Regions from separate parts of the Mus musculus genome. Here region 1 is linked to region 2. A link is a loop called in an ENCODE intact Hi-C map of the cell type or tissue named here. Cell type or tissue: left cerebral cortex. All regions are shown on one strand. Each heading gives the region's core, and the rest is flanking DNA. Links, peaks and the distances in the headings are about the cores only.

Region 1 (12,474 bases), core at 5,059-10,058, 400 kb after region 2:
AGGTGGTGGTCTTTAGTGAAACAGTTCTCTGAGACAATCTTAGCTTGTTCAGATTGCTTTATTGAGGGTAGATATAGAAACACACACTGTATTCAGGGTGAACCAGGGATTATATACTTTTCAGGGTTGGGGGGGGGATGAGAATATGCATGAAGGCAAGATCATTAGCTGAAGGCTAAGGCTATCTAGACACCTCATTAGCATGAAAAGGAACTGCAGGGGCTATGACTGAATGACCTTGGTCTTTTCAGTTGGTGGTCTCAGAACAAGCAAGAGGGCCTGGGAGGAGGCAGCTCCACTCCTATTGTGTCAGATCTCAGATTTTTGGAGCTTGAGCATATCCTGGTAGTGCAGTCCCATGTGCCCTACAGACTTCTTGTTTGCTTTTTAATTATTGCTTTTTTTGTTTTTGGTTCAGTCCAATTTTAATTTCAATTTTTGAATTATTTCTTTCATCTTGGCTTCATTGTGGTAGGCCATATGTATCAAGAAATTCACTGATTCATTTTAGATTTCCAAATGTAGCAGAATCTGTGTCTGAATTTATTTATTTATTGTTGTGTATGTGTGTGCATGTATATAAGCATGCTGTGGCTTGCCAGTAGAGGTCAGTGACAACTTTGTGGAGTCAGGGATCTCTTGTCACCTTTGAATGAGTTTCAGGGTCCAGCTCCACTTGATAGTTTGTGTGCCGGGTGACTTTTCCCACCTACGGGTAGAATAATTTTTAGTGTTTTGATGATTCTTTATACTGATTTCTAGAGTGGCTGCACCAATTGGCACTCCCACTAACAGTGAACAAGGGTTCCTCTTTCTCTACGACCTTGACAGCATCCATTGTCAAGTTGTTTTGTTGGTCTTAGCCATTCTGACAGAGGTGAGAGGAAATCTCAAAGGCGTTATTTAGGTTTGCATTTCTCCGATGACTAAGCATGATGAACATTTTACTTGTTTCTTGGCCATTTTTATTTTTTTCTATTGAGGATGCTCTGTGTTGATTCCTAGTCCATTTTTTTTTTTTTTAAATGTGTTCTTTGTCTCTTTGACTCTTGTTGTTTAATTCTTGGTATATTCTGGACGCTCATCCTCTGTATAGCTAGTTGTCAAAGCCTCTCTCCTGCTTGTAGGTTTCTCCTTCACTTGGCATTTCCCCAGCTGCACTGAAACGTTTTAGTTTTATGAGTTCCCACTTGCCAATTGTTGATCTTAAACCTGGGCACATAGAGTCCTAGTCAGAAAGTCCTTTCCCATACCTAAATCTTGTAGAGTTCTGCCCATGTTTTGTTTTCCTACCAATTTTAGCACTTCAGGTTTCAGTCTGATGTCTTTGTTCCACCTGGGGCTAATTTTTTAATCTCTGTGTAGACATGGGGGTAATTTCATTCTCCTTTTCCAGCATCATTTGTCGAATGCGGATGCTGTCATTTTTCCAGTGTGTGGTTTTCTGCTTCTGTCAGATGCCAGATGGCTGTAGTTACAAGTATTCACATTTGGGCTTTCTGTTTTGTTCCAAGGATCTATATAGTCTGGTTTTATGCCAGTGCACATTGCATTCATTACTGTAACTCTGTAATGTGTCTTGGAGTCTGGAATGGCAATCCCTTGAGTATCATTCTTTTTGCTCAGCATTGCTTTGGCCATCTGCGTCTTTTCTGGTTCCTACAAATTTTAGGACATTTTTTTTTCCTGGTTCTGTGAAGAATGATGTGGGCATTTGGTTTGGATTGAATGTATAAAATGTTTTTGGTAGGATGGTCATACTCACAATATTAATTCTGCAAATGCATGAACCTGGGATGCCTTTCCATTTTCAAGTGTCTTTCTCAGTCTCCTCCTTCAGAGATTTGAAGTTTTTCTGTAAGGCCTCTTCTCTCCTGGGTTAGGCTTTGTCAAGACATTTTATAGTCTGTGATGCCACAGTAAATGGGTCTGTGCACATGATCGCTTTCTCAGTGTGTTTGTTGTGAGTGAATAAAAAGGCTGCTGATTTTTGTAAGTTGATTTTGTACTCTGCCACTTTAGTTGTTATTTCCCAAATTTGTCTGGTGGAGGTGTTTGGAGTCTCTTATGTATAGTGTCACATTTCCTACAAATAGGGATAGTCTGGCTTCTCCCTTTCCTATTTGTATCCATTTAATTTCTCCCTCATGATGTATGGCTCTGGCTGGTGCTTCAAATACTTCAAACAGGGATAATCGACAGCCCTGTCTCATTCCTGATTTTAGTAGAATTAATTTTCTCCAGTAAGGAAAATATTAAGCTGTTACATACAGCCTTTGTTATGTCGAGGTGCGTTCTCTTCAGTCCTCAATCTCAGACTTTTAACAGGAAAGTATGGTGGATTTTGTCAAAGGTTTTTAATGAATTGATTGGGATGATCATGTAATTTTTGTCTTCATATATTGAGATGAACATTTTTTTTCATTTTTCGAGACAGGGTTTCTCTGTATAGCCCTGGCTGTCCTGGAACTCACTCTGTAGACCAGGCCGGCCTTGAACTCAGAAATCAGCCTGCCTCTGCCTCCCAAGTGCTGGGATTAAAGGCGTGTGCCACCACGCCCAGCTTAAATCTATTGAGTTTTTTGTATTATTTTCTTTGTTTCTATTTTATTAATTTCTGATTTGATTTTTTATTTCTTGCTGTCTATTGGATTTGAGTTTGGTTTGTTCTCATTTTTTCCAAATTCTCGAATTGCAGTATTAAGTCATTTATTTGTGCTCCGTTTGTTTGTTTATTAGGTAGGCACTCAAGGCTGTAAACTTTCCTCTTGGGACTGCTTTTATTGTGTCTTGAAGGTCTGTTGTGGTGTGTTTTCATTTTTATTTAGTCCCAGAAGTATTTTCATTTCTTCTTTAACCCACCCATAATTCAGTAATGAGTTGTTGATGTCTATAAATTTATACACTTACTAGTTTTTTTGTTTTGTTTTGTTTTGTTTTACTCCATAATGAAAGGATATGTGGGGCTTATTTAAATTTTCTGTATTTGTTGAAGTTTTCTCTGTGTCTATTCTAGAGAGGGAGGCTTCTGTGTGCTGCTGAGGAAATGTATATTCCTTGGTGCTTGGATAGAATATTCTGTAGATATCTGTCAGGTCCATTTGATGTAGGATATCCTTTAATTCTGAGGTTTTTGTTTATTTTTTGTTCACTTAACCTATTAGAGAAGCTAGGGTGTTGAAATCAGCTATTATTGAGTTTGTGTTTATCTGTGACTTTAATTCTTTTAGTGTGCTTTTTTATAAAACATGGTGCGCCAGAATCTCATGCATATATATTTAGTAATGTAACATTTCCCGATTGATTCCTTGATTAGTATGAAATACCTTTGTCTCTCTTTCATTGTAGTTTGAGGTCTACTTCGTTGGATGTTAGAATGAAAACACCTGCTTGCTTCCTGATCCCCTTTGCTGAGAATACTTTCATTCTTTCTCTTTAAGGTGGTGCCGATCTTTAAAACTAATGTGGGGTTTCTGTAGACAACAGATAGATGGGTTTTGTTTCTTAGTAAATTCAGCGAGGTTGTTCCTTTTGATTGGAGAGTTGGGACGGCTCATATTTAAGGTCATTATTGAAAGGTGTGTGTCAATTATAGTCATTTCCTTGCTTGAGTTCTTAGTCATTTTTCGCATCCCATTAACTATAGCTTCACTTGTTTTCTTTCTAGAGTCTCTCAGCTCTGCTTATTCCTCTCTTTATTGCTTTAACATTTTTTGTTCAATATGAAATTTTTAGGCTGTTTATATCAAGGAAAATTTTCCTTTCTCTTTCAGTTCTAGCAGATACTTCTTTGAAGTGTTGGGAACTAAACTAAAGGGTCAAAACATGTTAGGTAAGCCATCCTCTGAATAGAATCTAGAATTCCTGATTAATTATGATTTTACTTTTTTGTAGGCCAATATTTTTTCCTAAAATATGTCTCTCCTTAACCAGTGTTTTATTCTGTGAATGTATTACTTGTGTGGGGTTGGGTTTCTGGTTTTGTTTTTGTGATTCTCCTATAAAGACACACAGTTTCAATTACCATGTGTACTGGCTAGTTTTATGTCAACTTGAGAGACGCTAGAGTCATCAGAGAGGAGGGAACCTCAATTGAGAAAATGTCTTCATAAAATAGGGCTTGTAGGGCATTTTCTTAGTTAATGATTGATGGGGGGAGGGTCTAGCCCATTGTGTGTGGGGTCACCCTGGGCTAGAGGTTCTGGGTTTTATGAGAAAGCAGCTGAGCAAGCCTTGGGAACAAGCCAGTAAGCAGCACCCTTCCATGGCCTCTGCATCAGCTCCTGCCTCTAGGTTCCTGTCCTGTTCCAGTTCCTGCCCTCTCTGCTTTTTATGATGGACTCTCACATGGAACTGTGAGTGAAGTAAACCCTCTCCTTCCCAGCTGCTTTTGGCCATGGTGTTTCATCATAGCAATAGTAACCCTAACTAATCACCAAGTTATAAATCGGCAGATAATTTTGATTTTATTCTTGTAGACATTAAAGAGTAGGAAATAAAACACACAAATTACATCCTCATCAACTCTTCATTGGGAGTAAAAAAACCTAGGGGCTGGGAATGTGGCACCAGTGTTAAGGGTACTTGCCTGGCACTCATGAAACCCTGGGTTTGGTCCCTAGGCCCTCACACACTGGGCATAGTTATGTGTACCTATAATCTCAGCACTCAGCAGGTGGATACAGAAGTTGGGTCATCCTTAGCTACAGAGTGAGTTTGAGGTCAATCTGGGCAAGATGAGACCCTGTCTAAGCTGTACCCACCCCCAAACACACACACACACACACATACCTAACAAACAAAAAAAGGTAAACTAAACAAGTAACTGTCCCCTGACAGATATAGTGATACATTCTTTCAAGTGAATCAGGTAGTGGGGGTGGGGTGGGAAAGTGACTGCCATTGTCAACAGGGTGACAATGGAACACTTTCACTGTACAGGGAGTTTCTGGTGAAGCCTGGCAGGTGAGGGAGTATGAGATTTGGGGTGTGGTGGAAAGCACTTTAGGAAGGGGCTCTGGATGTCTGCTAATTTGTCCTAGACCCAGGTCCCCCTCATCCCACCAGACAGGGTTTCTCTATGTAGCTCTCACTCTCCTAGAACTTGCTCTGTAGACCAAGGCTGGCCTCAACTCAGAGGTCCACCTGCCTCTGTCTCCTGAGTTCTAGGATCAAAGGCATGCACTGCTCAACACGGAGTCTTTGTTCTAGTTTTCCGTCCATTAAACTCCACAACTTCCGGATCATGGAAGTCTTGGCAGCAGTTGCTGTTTTGTTTTGTCCCACCTGTGTTGGATTGCAGTAAAATAGCCAGCAGTGGGATAAGAATACCTGAACAGCATCACATGTAAGCCAAGGGCTTCCCAAGACAATGACTGTACTTGAAAGGTTTTGTGTGTGTGTGTGAGTGAGTATGTTCCCTCACAATATGCCCTGAGTGACTCATTCACACACAGAAGTCCTTTAGTAAGCCAAAACCCTCATGCTCAAGTCCTAACTATAAAATGATGTAATATTTGCCTCTAACCTATATGGTCTGTATGCATCTTACCAGCTTCCCCACCCCACCCCTTCCTCTTTTTACTATGAGTCTCACTATTTGCTCTGGCTGACCACAAACTCCGGGCTCAAATGATCCTCCTGCCTCAACCTGAGTAGCTCCCAAAATATTCATATACACAGACACACCAACCCCCACCCACCCCCTTCTCTATGCTGTAACTCCTCTCTGGGTGATACTCAAATGCCAACTAAGATAGCATGCTAAGCCATATCTAAGCCTGAATACGACCATCACTGCTCTAAGACCAAGCTGGTACTCATTGGACAAGCCACAACTGCAATTGCTCCTCGGAACCATGACATCAAAATGCCTGTCGGCAATTTTTCTCGGCTGTCTTGTCTGCTAGCTGCTGTTACTGCAGTACACCGATGAACTCTCTACTTCTTCTGCCTTTTCTGTCTTGGAGAATTATTTCACTGCTCCACATCATGGGTACCTGTCTGCCTGAGTTTGACACCTAGCTGTTATCCTGTTTAAGGTATAACAGGAGAGAGGTGTCTATTTACTCGGTATATACAATTTGTAGGGCAGAAGATCAATATTTTCTCTTCTGAGTTGGTTTGCTGCACATCTGTGTAACCCTCAGATAGGAGAGCTAAATGCATCATAGCTCTATACTGTTCCTACTTAATAATAGAGTGTAATGTGGCTAGTACAAATTGAATTGCTATACCAAACCTGTATAACACGATATTTCAAAGCCAATGTAAAAATTTGACTTGATATTCTGTCTTTATTTGACTGCTTGTTAAAATTAATTTTATCTTTCTTGGTGCAAAATATTGTACAAAATGTAGCCACTAAAAAAATTCGTATACCAGTTGGCATTCTAGTTCAATAGGATAACGCTGAATAATATCCTAGGGAAGGGAAGATCTGTATTCTTGCCACGCCCAATCTCCAGCTGTGGCATTGCGGTACCCAACACAGTCGCCAAGATGGCAGTCTCTGCAGAAACGCCCACACTAGGAACTCCAAGGACCAACAAACAGAACCTAGAAACCCTCCTTTCAGAGAACTCGCAGACGCAGGCCCTACCCTGCCCCACCCCTCCGTCGCCCCGCCTCTTTGCGGCAGAGCTCAGGCCGGTGCAAACCGGTTCAGTGGCCTGACTGACACTCAGTTTTACCCAATCCTCAGCACGCCCCGCCTTCCAAGGAGAGACTCGAAACGTCAAATCGCTGGCGTCTCCGGAGGCGGTTCGAAAGCCTATAATAGGCGCAGACCGTGTCTTAGACCGGCAAACCACCAATGGTGTGACGCGAGGGCGGGACCCTGTTGACCCAACCCGAGGCCTTCGGCTTTTCTCTGGAGCCAGCGGGCGAGAGGAGGGCTGATAGGCGGGGTCTAGAGCAGCGGAGCCTGCGCACTAAGGCCGCCGGCCTGGGTGACGTTATCCTTTCCCGCGGACAGCTCCGCCCTGTCCCGCCCAGCCTCGCCCCGCCCTCCTCGAAGTCAGAGGGTGCTGCGCGTGCGGTGGGTGCTGCTGTAGCCTGCCTGAGTTCTCAACGCGGTCTTTGTCCCCCAGCTTTGTTCTCGCCGCCCTGGCGTCGTCCTCGCCCCCGTCGCCGCCTGCCCCGCGCGCCCGGGCCTTGCCCGCCATGGTGGCCAGGCCGGAGCCTGAGGTCGAGGCCATGGACGCTGAGCTGGCGGTACCGCCGCCTGGCTGCTCGCACCTGGGCAGCTTCAAGGTGGACAACTGGAAGCAAAACCTGCGGGCCATCTACCAGTGCTTCGTGTGGAGCGGAACTGCCGAGGCTCGCAAGCGCAAGGTGAGCCCAAGGCTTGCGCCGCTCTGCGGGCTGGGAAGCGGGGAGTGTAGGTGGGAGAGGGAGAGGGGAAGCCTGGTAGTCGTGGGGAGGGAGCCTGGCCTTGCGGGGAGGGCGTGAGGGGAAGCCTTGCCGTGAGGGGGTGGGGCCGAGGAATGGGCAAGGCGAAGCCTCGCGGTGCAGGGAAGGGGCTAGAGGAAGCATCCCGGTGCAGGAAGGGGGACTAAGGAGAACCTCGCAACGTGGGGAGGGGGCTAGAGGAAGCGTCGTGGTGCAGGGAGGGGGCTAGAGGAAGCATCACGGTGCTGGGAGGGGTCCAGGGACCACCTAGTGGACGCTGTTGGGAGTGTGGCGGTGGAACCCACGATGGGAGGGGGAGGGGTATCTGAGTAGGAGGAGGAAGATCTGTCTGGACATTCCATTGAGGAGTATTTGTCTGTAAAGGTAGTGGTGGGGGCCTGGGGTCTGCAGGGTAGTTCCGTGGATAACAGCTCGTTCCCGGGGCTGAGACCCTTCGCGGACACCTGAGGCTGGCAGGGCCTCCGCGCACTCGAGTTGAGAAGCGAGATTTTTAGGACGTAGGAGGTGATTGACAACCGCAGCCTTCGAGAGTGGCTATTTTGTTGTTTTGGGTCCTGTAAATCTCAGCAACTATGATGATTTTATTAGTGATTTGGAGATGGGAAAACATTATTTTCTAATTTAAAAAAAACTTCATAATTACAATTTGATTTTGAAGGTGAAAAGTGGAATAGAAAATTTTGATTGTTTCTATCTTGAGTAGCATTTTATAACGGGAGAACTGACAAATCTGCTGGGTGTTTCATGTTAAGCATCAAACTCTCCCTCTTTAGTTTCTCGAGGCAGGACTTCTCTCTATAGCCCTTGGCGTTCTTTTCTTTTTTCTTTTTTCTTTTCTTTTTGGTTTTTCGAGACAGGGTTTCTCTGTGTAGCCCTGGCTGGCTTCGAACTCAGAAATCCGCCTACCTCTGCCTCCCGAGTGCTGGGATTAAAGGCGTGCGCCACCACGCCCGGCTGCCTTTGGCAGTTCTTAAACTCGATTTGTAGATAGCTGGCCTCTAACTCACACAGATCCACAGGCCTCTGCTTCCAGAACGATGGGATTAAAGGTGAATGCAAACCACACCCCCCCCCACTCCCACCCCGGCCTAAATTCCCCCTTTTTAAATCAATCGTGGCCATAATATAAGTCTTTGAGGGCGTTAAAGGCTTATGTTCTGTAAGAGTCTTTTAGGATTGGAGCAAGAGTTTTGGTAATAGAAGCATATGATAAAAAAATTACTAGAGTTGTCTTACTTTGTATTTTGAGACAGGAGCCTTTCTCTGTGGTCCAGACTTAACCACCCAGTCTTCCTGTCTCAGCCTCGTGAGAACTAGGATCACAGCAGTAAACGGTCACTGATCCATTCTGTTGCTTCTTGGATTGAGATGTGCTATAAAGTCATTTTTACATTGGGATTAAATGGAGGAATCTTCCCCTTTCTCTTTCCTTGTTTTGCTTTCTTCATCTCCCCAGACTCTTAGTTTTGTATAGCACTACACAAGGAAATGAAAAGTTTCCTTTTTAATTAGGGCTGCTCAGCTCAATGTTTAAATCTCCACCGTGCTACAAGTTCTTTGTTAAGTGATCTTCACAGCCAAGAGTTGGGACACCAGGACAACACTCAGAAATTGTGTTGTTTTGGTGGACTAAATTAGGAAATGAAGGCAGATAGCTATGCTCTGAAGGTGCCCAAACTTAAGGTTGTGAACAGAACTTCACTCCTGAAGTTCTCTCCGACTTAGAATGTTTTCATTTTACAAGTCAGTGAGTCATAAAAAAAAAAGAAAAAAAAAGTTTGGCCTTGCATGGTGGTGAAAGAAGAAGAAGAAGAAAAAGAAAAAAACAAAGAATACAAATGACCAGTAAATATCTGGAAAGGTATTCCTCTTCAACCACCAGAGCAAGGCTGGTTAAAACTGTGCTGAAATTCCATCTTACCCCAGGCAAACTAGGTACCCTGAAGAGAAAGGAGAGCAAATGCATGGAGAAGCCTTATGCACAATTGCAGTGGGGATGCAGACTGCTGCAGCCTTCTGTGAACCAGTGGAGAGTTCTCAAAGACCTGGTCACTGAGCCACCACACTCTGAGGTATAGACCCAGAGGTCTCTAAACAAGCACAGCGATGCAGAAAGGGGGACATCTGGGGAGAGGGAGGGGAAGGAGAGGGTAGTATTGGAGGTGAGTTGAACAAGGTACAGTGATAATGTAATAAAATGTCATAATGGGCCAGGCATGGTGGTGCACGCCTTTAATCCCAGCACTTGGGAGGCAGAGGCAGGCGGATTTCTGAGTTCAAGGCCAGCCTGGTCTACAGAGTGAGTTCCAGGACAGCCAGGGGCTACACAGAGAAACCCTGTCTCAAAAAACAAACAACAACAAAAAAAGATGTCATAATGAAACTGCTATATGACAACTTAAAAAAGTGGAGAAGCACCGTAGGTGTCTGTCAGGGTTGTAGCCTGTGGAGTGTGACTTAGGAGAGCCAGCACCTTCATGTGGACGTGGTGGCAAAGGCTCCCTGCATGGCCTGTTCGAGGTTTAACTTCCACTTCATTCCACCAGCTCACAGAGCTAGCTCTCAGTACTGGCTGATGGCAGGCTGGTCCCAGGCAGGCTGCTGCTGGCTCAGGAGCCACGTTCCTCCGGGAGCCCACAACAGTCACTGTTTGTGGGTGGGAAGCAGCTTCGCTGCCTCTGGCTCTATGACTGGCTGTGCTGCTCCATAGGACCCCTGGTCAGGCACTCCATTGTGCCTCTCAATGGCTGCTTCATGATGACCCCTAAATGGGGTTTAAAATCTGAGCCTTGAGGATGACTGGGAATTCATATTCAAACTTAGCAGTATTGGTAGATGGAAACAGGTTAATAGTGGCAGTGACCTCTGCCACTGTCCCCCGGCTGTTGTAAAACTCCCAGGCCCCAGGCACTGAAATGTCAGGACGACTTCCCTGGCAGGACTCTAGAAAGAATCCATCCTGGCCTCCCTCTTCCAAGACCCTGGCCCAACCTCCAGTCATTCACATGGGTTTAGCCTCTGGTCCCATCACCATCTCTTAGGAGGGGAGGTTACCTGGACGAGCATTTAGGGCTAACCCCAGACTGTCTGGGTTAACCATGCCTTTGCTTAAATATCATGAACATTAATTTTGAAGGTGTTTTATGAGCTACCCCAGGGCTTTGATGGTTTTTTTGTTTTGTTTTGTTTTAACTCAGTGCTATGAAGTAAACCATTGTCTAAATTGCAACCTGCACTTGAGTGAACCCAGAATGTACACTACACATAAGCTCTATAGGTAGGTAGCACCCACTTCAGGATCTTGAACTGCTGTAGCATCGTGGCCACTGACTTTGCCATTAAGTAAAGGTTAAACTTACGGTTGTGCTAGACATACTTCAGTAGCCCAGTAGCCTCAATGTAGCTAACAAGTTGTATAAAAGAGGTAAGGGGAGGGTTATTAATAATTGAATTTTTTTAAAGGCAGTGTTTCCCTATGTAGTCCACGCTGGCCTCAAACTCAGCAATCCTCCTGCCTCACCTTTCAGAGTACTGAGACTACAGGTGTGTGCCACTGTGTTTTGCTAAAGTCAGAGTTTTATCTCTGTCAAAGACCACTTCTGTTCTGTATGGTCATTGGGAAGGGAAGCTGTCCTGGCTTTTTTTTTTAATCTATTAGCTCAGAAAGATGTGTCTTCCATACAAGTAGCAAACTTGCAGTTCTGCCTTAGTCTCTGTGGATTGTACAGTAGGCTCTCGTCACCAACTGGCGAGAGTCAGGCAGGTGGTCCATGAGGACTTTCTTGTTCTCAGACTAGCATAGAGACTGCTTATTTTGTGTGTTGGAGTCATGGCCCTGAGAAGACACAGGTTATTTCACAGTTTTAAACTGCTCATCCATCAGATGTGGTGACCCTTTAAATTCCTGCAGGATTTCACCTATGAATTTACCTAAGTTTGCTCTTTGTCCTTGTTTTGCACTCCGCTTTTTAAGCCATATGTTAGAGGATATGTACATCTTGGTGATTTAATGGAACAGACAGAAAGGGCCAGTGTGGCTCAGTGGATAGAGGTGCTTGCCACTGAACTGGGTGGCCTGATGGGACCCACTTGTGATAAGAGCCAGCTTCCACAGGTGGTTCTCTGACCTGCACACCCCCTGCGACATTGTACACTTTCACACACAAATACAATACATTTAAAAACAGAGCAGTCCATTTCTTCTGCCAGTCCTTACTCTCATCTTCGTGGGTGTCTGCTAAGGCTTCCGTGGAGTTTGGCGTGCTGCCTGCCTCTGTATTTTAATGTGATGGAGCATGTGGGGTGTACTTTACTATGTAGTTCCTTTCTCAGTGTTGTGTCTATTGAGATTCATTCACGAGACAGGTTATAGCCTTTTTTCTGTCTAGGAGTTTTACAGCTTATAAGTTCAGTTTAATGTGTATCTTTTATTAAAAAAAAAAAGAAACCTACAATAAGTAATGTCAGAAAACAATTGTCATAATTTCCATTGGTTCATTTTTACCATTCTTTATTTTATGTGTGTATTTGCCTGATGTATGTCTGTGTACCACTGTGGGCCTCTACAGAGGCAAGAAGAGGGTGTCAGAGTCCCTGGAGCTGGAGTTACAGGAAGTTGTGAGTTGCTGTGTTGTTGTTGGGGATTGAACTCGGGTCCTCTGCAAGAGCAGACAGGACCTTTTTAACTGTTGTGCCATCTCCAGGTCCAGTTTTACATCCGCCCTCACCCTCGTTGTATAAGAATTGGTTGGTGACATCTCGGTAGTTATTGCCATTGCTGCCATAAGAATGAGGGCATAGTCTGTGACGATAATAATGAACACTGTCCAGGAATAATGAGGGAATGTGGCTATCTCATACGTAGTCCATACTCAAATACAGACATGTATTGTTTCCAGATACTAAACTCCCTGAGCTAACCTATAATAATAGTTTCTTCATCATCATCAGAAGAAGAAATAATATAATAATAATGATGATGATGGCTGGGACCAGATGATGATGGTGATGGCGGCGGCTGGGACTAGATGTTCAGTAGGTAGGCCTACTGGGCACTCTGGA
Region 2 (12,474 bases), core at 4,773-9,772:
CATAATGAGATCTGATGCCCTCTTGTGGTGTGTCTGAAGACAGCTACAGTGTACTTAGATATAATAATAAATAAATCTTTATTAAAAAAGATTTGTTTTGCTTGCATATATGTTTATGCATCACATGAATATCTGGTTTAGAAGAAAGTGCTAGATTCCTTGGAACTGGAGTTACAGATGGTTGAGAGCTAGCATGTAGGTGCTGGAAAGACGAACCTGGCTCTTTTCTGCAGGAGTAGTAAATGACCTTAACTGCTGAGCCATCCCTTCAGCCCCAGAAATATCAAATTTAAAAACTTTATTTATCTTTCATTCATGTAAGTTTAAGGGCTGGAGAGATGGCTCAGTGGTTAAGATCACTTGTCACCCTTGCAGAGGACCTGGGTTCTATTCTTAGCACCTACAGGATGGCTCAGAATGGTCTGTAACCCCAGGTCCATGTGATCTGATGCTTTCTTCTGACCTCTGTAGAGACCAGCCACACGTGTGGTACATACACACATGCAGCCAGAATCTCATACACCTAAAAAAACAATTCACCTTCTTAGTTATAACTGATGTATTTCAGGTGTGTCCTGAAGACTCTTGGACTTTTCAGATGAGATGGCATAATGTATATGTATGTAAATGTACACACACACACACACTCAGGTAGTTAGCCTAGCAAAGACCAAAATTCCATAAATCTCTCCCACCTTGTAAAACAATTACGCAAAGGAATATAAATCTTCTTTTTTTATTCAAAGCTCCTACCCTCTATTCCAGGAACTTGGCGGCCTAGAGTGCCTGACCCCTTTCCCCTTCATTTCCTTTGTTTGTTTTAAAATTAGTCAATTTGGAAGGATGAGATGCTGGGCGACAGCCAGTGGGAGAAAGCAGCTGGTCACCGTGCTGCTGGTGTTCACCTTCAATCCCAGCACTTGGAGGCAGAGGCAGTCAGATCTCTGAGGCCAGCCTGGTTTACTGAGGGAGTTCCAGGACAGCCAGGATTACACAGAGAGAAACCCTATCTTGAAACCAAACCAAACCAAACCAAACCAAACCAAACCAAACCAAACCAAACCAAACCAAACAACAAAAAACAAAACCAAAAACTCAAAACCCAAACACCTAAGCAATCTCTCCTGCCTCATTATGTTTGGTAGATTGGTCCCAGTTCAGGTGCACTCCTTTCTTAAAAGGAAGTTGCTTTGCTTAATTACTTTCCCCTGAGAATATTTGTTTCCAACAGCAGGGACCCGGGCACACCACACTTGCAGTGGGTCACTATATAAGACAGCACAGAAAGCTGGGTGGTGGTGGTGGCTCAGGCCTTTAATTCCAGCACTCAGGAGACAGACCCAGGATGTCTGCCTTCAAGGCTAGCATGACCTACAGACCAAGTTCCAGGACAGTCATGGGACACAGAGAAACCCTAGGGTGGAGGCACGGGGCAGGGGGGAGGGGACAGACAGCACAGACAGTCCCACCATTGAAAATCTTAGGGTGGAGCTTGTGGCTGGGAACATTTGGCTAGCATCTGTAAGAGCCTGGGTTCAATCCAAAAATCAGACAGCGATTTAGTCAGTAATGTCCTCTATGCCTAGGTATGTACCAGAAATGTTTTATCGTTCATCCTGAGACAGGATAGAAAGACAGGAAAAAAAGCCCCTCACTCAAAAGTCTGGTAGATATCCTATATCCTTCACCAGCACAGGGTTGTCTCTAGGCATGGTAGCACACACCTTTAATTCCAGCGCTCAGGAGGCAGAGGCAAAAGCAAGGCAAAACTCTGAGTTTGAACCTAGTGTACACAGTTGAATGAAACACAAGGAAATAAATGGACGCCGGGCAGTGGTGGCGCACGCCTTTGATACCAGCGCTTGGGAGGCAGAGGCAGGCAGATTTCTAAGTTCGAGGCCAGTGCCTAAAGTATGGAGAAGATTTTTATTGTGGATATAAGGGAGAAAGCAGGCAGAGGGACGAGTCCAGGTTGAACATGGTCAGCTGACTAAACCGGACCACAAGAAGAGAGGCGGAGGGGAGCAAGAGGATGCTCAGGCTAAGCCACAGTAGCCAAAATGGCCAAGTGGAATCAGGCTTGGGGGACCTAGGGGGGATGTCCAGTCCTGAGAAAGACAAGTTGGGGATAGGGGGCAGGGTGATAAGGAACTGGGAGGAGCCACAGGAAAAAGCGGGATTGGGAAGAGCTGGTCAGCACCTCTTTGATATGTTAATGTGCACCTCAGCCACAGGTCCCAAGTTTCTGAGACCTAATACCAGAGAGTTCCAGGCCAGCCAGGACTTTATAGTGAGCACCTGTCTCAAAACGAAACATGACAACATAAGCCGCTTCTTAATGAACTCCAACTCCGATTCATACTGGTTCACTCTCAAATTAGTTCCTGCTGCGAAAAGTCCTGGGTTCAGAGTTGGCCATGTTGGAGGTGACGCTCTGTTCAGAGACATTCCCTTAATTCCCTTTTAGGGACCTTGACTCAGAGAAGCCAAACCTTTCCCTTGGCTGGGTGTGGTGGAGCATGCTATTAATTCCAGGAGGATCTCCTTAAATTCAAGGCCAGTCTGGTTTACAAGATGAGTTCTAGAATAGCCAGAGCTATAGAGTGAGGCCCTTTCTCCAAAGCAAACAAGCAAACAAAACAAAACAAAGCTACACCCTTGGACGAGCCAGTGTAAAGCAGAGTTAGAGCTTATTAAAAGACATTTTAAAAAGATTTATTTTTAGTTATGTGTCTATGGTGCCAGAGATATTGGACGCTCTGGAGCTGGAGTTGCAGGTGGTTGTTAGTGTGTGATGTGGGGGTTGGGAATTTAATTCAGTTCCTCTGTAAGAGTAGTTCGCACTATTAACTACTAATCCATCTTCTCATCCTCTAAAGGAGATTTTAATATAGATTTTAATTTCAGCATGAAGTTAAAAGAGATATTTAGAAGAAACTAAGACATACTGGAGAGCATAAGATGTGAGGAATTTATTGTCTTTCTTTTTTTAAATTTTTTTTATTATTATATTTTTATAATATACAGGATTTTTCTGTGTAGCCTTGGCTGTCCTGGAACTCGCTCTGGAGACCAGGCTAGCGTTGTTTGTACTCAAACATCTCCCTGGCTCTGCCTCCTGAGTGCTGAGACTAATTGTTGCAATAGCCTTATATAGCTCTATGTATCCTTTTGGTCCGTTTTTGAAACTATTTGCCTTTAAAAGTTACTAAAGAATCTGACTGAAGGGGGTTGGAGAAATGGCTCAGTGGTTAAGAGCTGTTCTTCCAGCTGGGCGTGGTGGCCCACGCCTTTAATCCCAGCACTCAGGAGGCAGAGGCAGGCGGATTTCTGAGTTCGAGGCCAGCCTGGTCTACAAAGTGAGCTCCAGGACAGCCAGGGCTATACAGAGAAACCCTGTCTCGAAAAAAAAAAAAAAAAAAAAAAAAAAAAAAGAGCTGCTCTTCCAAAGGTCCTGAGTTCAACCACATGGTGGCTCACAACCATCTGTAATGAGATCTGATGCCCTCTTCTAGTGTGTCTGAAGACAGCTATGATGTACTATATAAATAAATAGATAAAATAAAAATAAAGAATCTTACTGAAATCCTAGGGTGGTTTCTGAGGAGTATCAGACAGGGCTGCAATTGATAAGGTAAACTCTAAATAAAGGAAGTTAGGAGGAAGTTATCTCCATTGTAAACAATGCTTGGGAGAAGCATGAGCCTGGTTAGGATCCAGGTCATAATCATTCAGGGCTTTTTTTAAATATTCTTTTTTTTTTTTTTTTTTTTTTTTTTTGAGACAGGGTTTCTCTGTATAGCCCTGGCTGTCCTGGAACTCACTTTGTAAACCAGGCTGGCCTCGAACTTAGAAATTCGCCTGCCTCTGCCTCCCGAGTGCTGGGATAAAAATCTTTCTCTTTTTTCTTTGTTATATATAAGTACACCGTAGCTGTCTTCAGTCATTCCAGAAGAGGGCATCAGATTTTGTTACAGATGATTGTGAGCCACCATGTGGTTGCTGGGATTTGAACTCGGGACCTTAGGAAGAGCAGTCGGTGCTCTTAACCACTGAGCCATCTCACCAGCCCAAAATATTTCTTTATAAAATACTCTATGTTTTGAAGCTTCCCAGCAAATGTTATTAATTATTTTTAATCGAGGTGGAACTTTTGCTTCTTAGCTGGCAAAAAATTTCATCCAAATTCTGAAGTGAGGAGCTCTTCTTCTCCGCTTCGTTCTCAGACCTTGACCTTTCTCGTGGGTCTCGGCTTCACCTCAGCAGAAGCCTCTGAGGAGAGTCTTTCAGGCTGTTCCAGAGGATGGAGCTGTCTCCACCCTTGCCAGGCTGCTGTCATTGTCAATCTGGAGTTGTAAATGGGGCAAGGCACTATTATTTCAAGACAGTTCTCTTTTCCTCTAAGCTCCATTCTCTATAATGAGATTGTTGGGTCCCCAGTGTGTCATTTGACATGCAGGGTACTTTGAACTGAAGGACATTAGAAAGGTGTTGCCAGCAAAGTCTCTTTCTGACCCTTCCCTGCCTTTCTATATCCTATGCTCTTTCATCCCTCAAGCTGAGCCTCAGAAACTAGAATTCCTCTCCACCAAGATCAGCCACAAAGCCCAGACAATCTTTCTGTGTTGTCCATGGAGAAGTTCTGTAAGTTAGCCTGTAGGTCACTAGACCTTGCATTCAGAATGGGTTCTGTATATATCTAGAAAGCCAAGCCATAAAGAGAATCAGAACAGGCAAACCTCTCTGGTCTCCTCTCTTAGAGCTACCCTGTTCTGTCTAATCATGTCTCTGTATGGTGGCTCATTCTTCATCAAATGAACACACATAGGGAGTAGGTCAGCTTTCTCTGGGTCTTTTGAGTCTTTACTGCTGAAGGCTTCTGGCCACATCAATGATCAAGTCAGCTGTATTTTGCCCACTCCTGTTAACTAGTCTTTTGTTACAGAAGTGGCTGTTACTTTGTGATAAGGAACAGAGAAATCACATTTTCTGAAACCCAATGGGCCAGTTCAAAATGGAACTATAGTTTTTATGGCAAAGCAGGTACATAACATGTGATTTCATTCATTAATCCAGGGACACACTGTAGCAGTAAATTATGGGTCAGGGCTTCCAGCATCCAGAATGTTCTCCAGCTAGACTTTCAAAAGAAAAGTGACCACATGACCTTGTGTTAGGGGTGGCCTCCAGCTTTAATATATCGTGGGCCGAGAAAAGGACTCTAAATTCCCTGCTTTTGAGACCCAGGTGCCTTTTCTTTCTTGTGAATTTGTGAGTTCTTTATAGGAAAAATGTACTTGTGGTTCTGAGAAGTACAATGACCTGCAAACTCTCCTTCAGTGAGCAAAGGCAGAATGAAATTTTTGGGCATAGATTGGTTACAGAAATTGTCTTAGGGTTTGCATTGCTGTGAAGAGACACCATGACTAAGGCAACTCTTTTTTTTTTTTTTTTAAGATTTATTGATTTATTCTATTTAAGTATACTGTAGTTGTCTTCAGACACACCAGAAGAGGACACCGGATCTCATTACAGATGGTTGTGAGCCACCATGTGGTTGCTGGGATTTGAACTCAGGACCTTCAGAAGAACAGTCAGTGCTCTTAACCGCTAAGCCATCTTTCTAGCCTGGCAACTGTTATAAAAACAACATTTAATTGAAGCTGGCTTACAGGTTCAGAGGTTCAGTCCATTACCAACATGGCAGGAAGCAGGGCACAGTCCAGGCAGGCACACTGCTTGAGGAGCTGAGAGTTTTACATCTTAAATTGAAGGCCAACAGAAGAGTGTCTTCCAGGCAGCTAGGAGTCTCAAAGCCCACTCCCACAGTGACACACTTCTTCTAACAAGGCCACACCCACCCCAACAAGGCCTATTCTCCTAATAGTGCCATTCCCTGGGCCAAGCATATTCAAACAACTGAAATAGTTCCCTGTACTCTCCCCTTGAGCCCTGATTCATGTCCTAGACCCTGTTATGAGGGCTCTCTGCTAGCAGTTTTGGGGTCTAGCCTTCAGTTCTGACCCTTCTGAGATCCTCTCTTGGGGAAAGAGGGAAAGGACTCTCCTTACCTTCTTGTATAAGGCTCTGCTCTCATCTCTGGCCTGCCTCTGTGTGCTGTAGCTTGGCATGTGGCCGGCCCTACATTGCTTTGTTGGGTGCATAAGAGTGAGACTGCAGGCTTGCAGTTGGGGTTGCTAAATCCCAGTATCCTGATGAATCATGGGAGACTCGAGCGGCCGAGGGTTCAACCACTTGGGCTGCCAAAGTTCTGGACTCAACCTTTTTATTGAAATGCACACACAGAAAAGTATACAAATCTGAAATATGCATAAGTGAATCTTCATGAAGTGAACGCACTTGTAGCAAAATAAATCAACCCTGTCTGGCACCTGGCCTCCTTCCTGTCTCTTCATCACAACATTTTTCACGTGCAAGAGGAAATACTAGGAGACCATGGTTCTGATTAGGCTAGGCGGGGTTCTGTGCTTGAGGATTTAAGGGAGGAGCATGGATTGATGGTTAAGGTAGTTATGTATGCCCTGGGGAATTGTTGAGGTAGGGGGGATGTGTTGGACTCTGAGTTAGGGCTTCATAAATTTGTTAGGTTTGTGTAGAAGCAGGAGCTATTTAGAGAAGGCCTTGGGGGCATATGTGGGAGGGGCGGACCGGTTTGGAGGCGGGGCCTAGGAGCGAGGCAGGGCGGAGCCAGTGTGTGTGGGAGGAGCCTCCGCGCTCGGAGGGCGGGGCTCGCGCGCGCGCGCTCGCTGCCGGCGCGCCCCCTCTCGGCCGCCATGTTGGCTGGCGTGTGGGTGTCAAACGCTGCACAGGCTCGGGTCGCTCCCGCTTCTCCCGCGTCGCCGGCGGCTGCAGCCTTGCACTCGCGCTGGCCAGGAACGGAGGTGAGCCGGGACTCGCGGGGCTTGGTGTGGTGGTGGCTCGGGAGTCGGGGCGGGGCGGGGCTGCGCGCAGACCTTCTCTTCCAGTGCGTGGACGCCCCTAAGAGCACCGGCTTCCCCCTCGCCGGCCGGGGCGTGCACCGTGCGGCCAGCCGGACCCCACCCGGCTGGACGGCTCAGCCAGGCCCCGCCCCACCTGAGCCCGCTCGGAGCCGAGAGAGAGGCGACGTCTGCCTCCCGGCTTTGGCTCCTGTCCTCGCCTCACACCTCAGCGACAGAGCCTTCAGTTTGGAACAACCCCGCCCCTCCCCAGAGCGTGCTCGCCCCTCGAACCGGGTCCGAGCCGGCCGGCCCTCCCTCAGGGGACCGGGGGAAGGGGATACTCTTCCCCACGTCTTTCTCGCCCCCGGGACTGGATTCCCCTTCCCGGCCCCCACTCCACAGCACAGCGGGGACGGGGGCGGCGAAGCCAGGCTCCAGCTGCCTTTTGTTCCGCGTGGGATGGCAGAGACCTGGCGGCCCTGTTGGGCGAGTCCGGGTGGGCGAGCCGCGCGTGGGGTCGGCCTCTTCCGGGAGACCCTCGCTCTCCCGTGGGCCGGCTTCGTCGGAGCGCGAGCCGAGCGCGTTGGGAGAGGCAGGCCATTCCTAGAGGAGTCCGGGCCAACAGGTTTTTGTTTGCAACCTGAAGTTGGCCCAGTGGTTTTGCAGGGGGAGCAGATTGTCTGAGCTCCCTAGAAACCCTAGGTCGGCCGGTGTAAGTCTGTTGCTTGGTCTCGGGCCTCAGTCCTTCCCAGCGGCCTCTTCACTTTAGTGCTGCCTTGGGAACGCATTTGAAGTCTATGTTTCAGAAAAGATAGGATTTAGCTATTCTTGTGTTTTTTGACTAGGGGAACTAAGGCCCAAAATGTGTTAGCTTGCCCAAGGTCATCTAGGGATAGGGTGTTTGACACAGCTGGAAGCCCCAACTCTGGGACACTTAAGGATTTCTTCAACGTTTAGGATTCCCCCAAATCGCTTGCCTGCTATTTTTAACATTCATACAAGAAAATGGGCAAGGGAAGATGAGAAAGAAGTGTGAATTCTTCTTTTGCACAGTCAAGAAAATACCCTGTGGAAGAAGGGATTGAAATTGGGTTGAAATGATTGAAAAAGGTGAATTTCTTTGATCCATGTCCCTATTATGTAATATAAGAAAGACTTAACGGGAACTTTGTGGTCTTGTAACTCTAGATTTAGAGTGATAGCGGCAGATACTGGATTCTCTCTCGGTGATCGGCTTTGCATTGGTAATTAAGCTTTCCATCTATGTATTGTTGGTAATGAAGCTCTTGTCTGTATTTAAACGAGCTTGGGAGGAACTGCAGCTTTTCTTAGGGCATTTGTGATTAATGATTGTGTTGGGGAAACACCTGTAGGTCTTGGTTTTTTTTTTCTTTTTTTGAATGTTTGCTTTTGTTATGTTTGTGACAGGCTCTCACTGGGTAGTCAGTCTGGCCTGGAATGCACAGAGATCCACCTGCATCTGCCTTTTAGGGTGGAGATATTAAAGATGTGGGCCACCACACCCAGGCTGCTTTTGTGACTTTAAAGTTTGGTTTTCCTAGTTTTAAAGTTAGGCTAGTTATGTGTAACTGTGTGGCTGGGTTGTTGTTTCATAAACATGAATTGCAAAGTACTGTTCCACATGGGTTGATTTGAGTAATTTTGTTCAGTATTTGGATTTTTCCCTGAGCCCTGAGATAGAAGGATGGGGGCTGTGTTGGTCTCCTTTCGCTGCGGGGTGTATGGTGCCAAACATCTGAGTTACCAAGAAACGAGAAACTTTAAAAAAAAAAAGTGTGTGTGTCTGGGGGCCAGTGTATAGTGTTGGTACCCTCTGAGTGCAGAAGAGGGTGTCATGCCCCCTGCAGCTGGAGTGCATTTAGTTGTGAGCCATTGAAGTGGGTGCTGGGAAGTGAGCTCTGGTTCTTTAGAAAGTATGTGCTCTTGACTGCTTAGCATTCTCCCCAGCCCAGGTATTTGAAACTTCCAAGTGATGATACCTGGCATGGTGTTTGCAGTCTTGAATAATAGCCCATCCTTTGCAGAACCTCTCTGTGGAAATATGACTGCCTCTTATGTAATCTTTCATAATGAGGAATAGATTTCCCAAGAGTGGAGATTCTGATAAGAGTCCTGTGAAAGTAGTTGAAAAGTTTTGGAGAATCTGATTTATGTTAATGGTGTTTTTTTTTTTTTTCTTCTAGAAGTTAAAGGAAGTTTTAAATTTCACTAATAGTGGCAACTTTCGAGTTCTTTGTGGACTGAAGCATGAAAAGAATGAATTTGATTCAATTGCCCACTGTGTGCAGAGTTCTCCTGCCTTGTGGATGGGATGTGATTGAGTGCCATGAGCACCTAGTGACCCTGAGAATTTATTCCCCAAAGAGTCTCACTGTGTAACCCAGGTTGGCCTAGAATTTGATTCTCCTGCCTCACTCTCTCCAGGGATTGAATTACAGGGCACAGGATACCATGGTTGGCCCTTGGTCTGTATTTGGGTTTACGCTTGCCTCACTATCAAGCTTTTGCCAGCTGCCAATCTTTGGACCCTTCTTCCTCTGCTCTCCCAACCTTTCTACCACACAAGGTCTGTTAGGGTACTCTGGGCATTTTGAGACTGTGACACTTTGAGGCCAGTGGTTGCCTCGTCTTTCTTTGCTTTTCCAAGGCTCTGTTCAGTCTGTGACATACAATAGTACTCAGGTCTGTAATAAGTAGTCCTGTGGGCCAGGATGATGCTTCTATGATTTTGTACCACTAGTCCCACTGTTTAATCTTGCTCTGGTATAAACTGTTGGCCATCTGTACTGTGAAATGACTATCTAGTGGATTTCTGTATTTTCTTCCCGGCAGTGTTGGGAATGGAACTTGGGGCCTCACACATGCTAGGCAAAGTACTCTGCTACTGAGATGTACCCAGCCCTCCAGTGGATTGAGTTTTTGAAAATTGACATACATTCTGATAAGGCAGTCACTGGCTGTGGAGCTCTGATTGCCATGGAATGCCGTATGTACACCAGGTTGACTTGGTGCTGAGGTTGAAGGCACTCATCACCAAGACTAGCTTTCTTAATTAAAAAAAAAAGATTTATTTTATTGCTTATTATTTTATTATTTTTGTGTTTCTATGTGTACATGGGTATAGTGCTCTCAGAGGCCAGAAGAAGGTGCGGGATTCTACAAGCTTCTGGACATGGGTGCTGGGAACTGATCTGGGATCCTTTGAAAGAGCAGCAAGTGCTCTTAACTTAGCCAAATCTCAAACCCTCAAATGTATTTTCTGTATCTCTGCATGACAGAAGAGGGCATTAGGGGGCTGGTGAGATGGCTCAGCAGTTAAGAGCACTGACTGCTCTTCCAAAGGTTCCGAGTTCAAATCCCAGCAACCACATGGTAGCTCACAACCATCAGTAATGAGATCTGATGCCCTCTTCTGGTGTGTCTGAAGACAGCTACAGTGTACTTACATATAATAAATAAATAAATCTTTAAAAAAGAAGAAGGAAGAGGAGGAGGAAGAGGAGGAAGAAGAAGAGGGCATCAGGTCCCATTATAGATGGTTGTGAGCCCCCGTGGTTGCTGGGAATTGAACTCAGCACCTCTGGAAGAGCAATTAGTACATTTAACCACAGAGCCATCTCTCCAACCCAAATTTATTTTCTGTCTGTCTGTCTTTCCTTCCTTCCTTCCTCCCTACCTCCTTTCTTCTTTTCTTCTTTTGAAGCAGGGTCTCTATGTAGTCCTCATGTTGGCCTTGGACTCACAGATCCACCTGCTTCTGCCTCCCAGGTACTGAGACTAAAGGTATATGCCACCATATCTGGCCTAGAATTTTCTTAGTTCATAGTGCCTAAAAATAGAAACTTAGAAAAACAAACCCAAGGAAACATGTCTATGGCTAAGTGTATATTCATCCACAGTATCTAGAGGTGTGTTTGACCATACCTGCTAGCAGTCTGATGATTGAGAAGTCTGAATCCTAAAATCTTGATGCTCTTTTAGCAGCATTTAAAACAGAACCATTTTCATCAGAGCATAAGGTTGGGATTGAAACCTGTATGTGAGTGAAAACTCTTAGATTTGCTGGGTTAAGCTGCAAGACTCAGTATTCACACTGGGTCCCTGAGTTCCTGAAAGGCTGGGAACTGTAAATGCGTTAAAGTTCCTGGCTTTCTCCAGACCTTAGGATCTGTGGAAGTACTGTAATTTGAGTGTCAGTAATTGAATGGGCTACTTTATATGATAAGTGTTTTATTTAGGTTTGGAATTTAAAGGGGGGGAAAAAAGCATGCCTCTTTGAGGTTCCTGCTTCCCTAGAGTGGATTGATTCTTCTGTTGGGTCGTGGACTGAGCTTAGTTTCTCTTCCTGTGGATCCTAGTTCAAGCAGTGTACTGCATTTAAGGGTGTTCTAGAGAAAGAATGGGTAATTCAGCTTTCTCTGTTCAAAGCAGTGCAGAGTTGGTCCATAGGGACTCTAAGGCTTTGGTCATGTAACTCAATTGACAAATGGAGAAATAAGCTCTCCTGAGGGATGGCTGGCCATCCAGGCTAATGCATAATGTGAATTTAAAAGCATTTATAATTAATCACTTGAATGCAGGCTGTATCCTCCTTCTGCTCTCACCCTTCTTTGGTAATGTCATTGTCACATCTCTCTTATCCTGCAGCACAGTGGTTTAGAGACTCTAATGGCATAGTATGCCTGTCACAACCTCATGGCAGATTGCTTAGGAGCTGGGCATGGGGCCTGGTCCAGTGGGTCTCCTGGCTGGGTCGGGTGGGACCCACCCATCATTGAGCTTGATTTGTTCTACCCTAAAGTAAGACCAACAAGGACTACTTCATGGAAAAGACACCCATCCCCTCTCTAATTTGCTGTGCATCAGGATTCCCTAGAGGCTTGGTTTCAGTTGGTTGCCAGGCTCCACCCCAGGGTTTCCAATTCAGTAGATAAAGCCTGACAACACTCTGCCCCCTTCTTTGGATAGGTTCTTGTGTAGCTTAGGGTGGCTTGAATTCACTGTGTAGTTAAGGTTAACTTTGAATCTTGCCTCTGCTTCCTAAATGCTGAGATTATAGGCATGTGCCACCATGCTCTGGTTTATTTACTTGGTGCAGGGGATTAAACTCAGCAGGGCTTTGAGCATACCTGACAGAAAAACATTGTATCCAGGCCTGAGAATGCATAGTCAAGTTTCTAAAAAATACACTTATTACTAGTTTTGTTTTTCTTTTTTTTGGGGGGGGGGGTTTAAGACAGGGTCCTGGCTGTCCTGGAACTCGCTCTGTAGACCAGGCTGGCCTTGTATTCAGAAATTTGCCTGCCTCTGCCTCCCAAGTGCTGGGATTAAAGGTATGCGCCACCACCGCCCAGCTCCTTGTTTTGCTTTTTTTGAGACAGGGTCTCAGCCTGTTCTGGCTGTCCTGGAACTTGTTAGGTAGATCAGGCTGGCCTCTTAACTCAGATCCACCTGCTTCTGCCTTCCGAGTGGGTTAGCTATTATTATTTTCTAAAGGCAAGTGTGTATAATT

What was found. Hi-C counts contacts between places; a loop is a spot of excess contacts. Peaks named below come from ENCODE experiments on the same cell type or tissue, not always from the same donor. Only the 100,000 strongest peaks of a DNase experiment are listed, where the experiment ranks them.
Region 1: a loop joins it to region 2, with 5 times the contacts of the local background. A loop is called at or near these places in 1 of 42 quality-filtered maps.

Annotation. Positions count from the first base shown.
Region 1 is chr11:61,169,576-61,182,049 of GRCm38, reverse strand. Usp22 (ubiquitin specific peptidase 22) reads left to right here and starts at 6,991. Exons shown (of 13, transcript NM_001004143.4): 1 at 6,991-7,335. The coding sequence starts at 7,165. In left cerebral cortex, for the core only: CTCF peaks have their summits at 6,490 and 7,669; DNase peaks (open chromatin) are centred at 6,794, 7,705, 8,339 and 10,018; H3K4me3 peaks cover 2,688 bases; H3K27ac peaks cover 1,837 bases.
Region 2 is chr11:61,573,995-61,586,468 of GRCm38, reverse strand. Epn2 (epsin 2) reads left to right here and starts at 6,782. Exons shown (of 11, transcript NM_001252188.2): 1 at 6,782-6,902. In left cerebral cortex, for the core only: a CTCF peak has its summit at 6,780; DNase peaks (open chromatin) are centred at 6,215, 6,755 and 7,331; H3K4me3 peaks cover 2,546 bases; H3K27ac peaks cover 2,247 bases.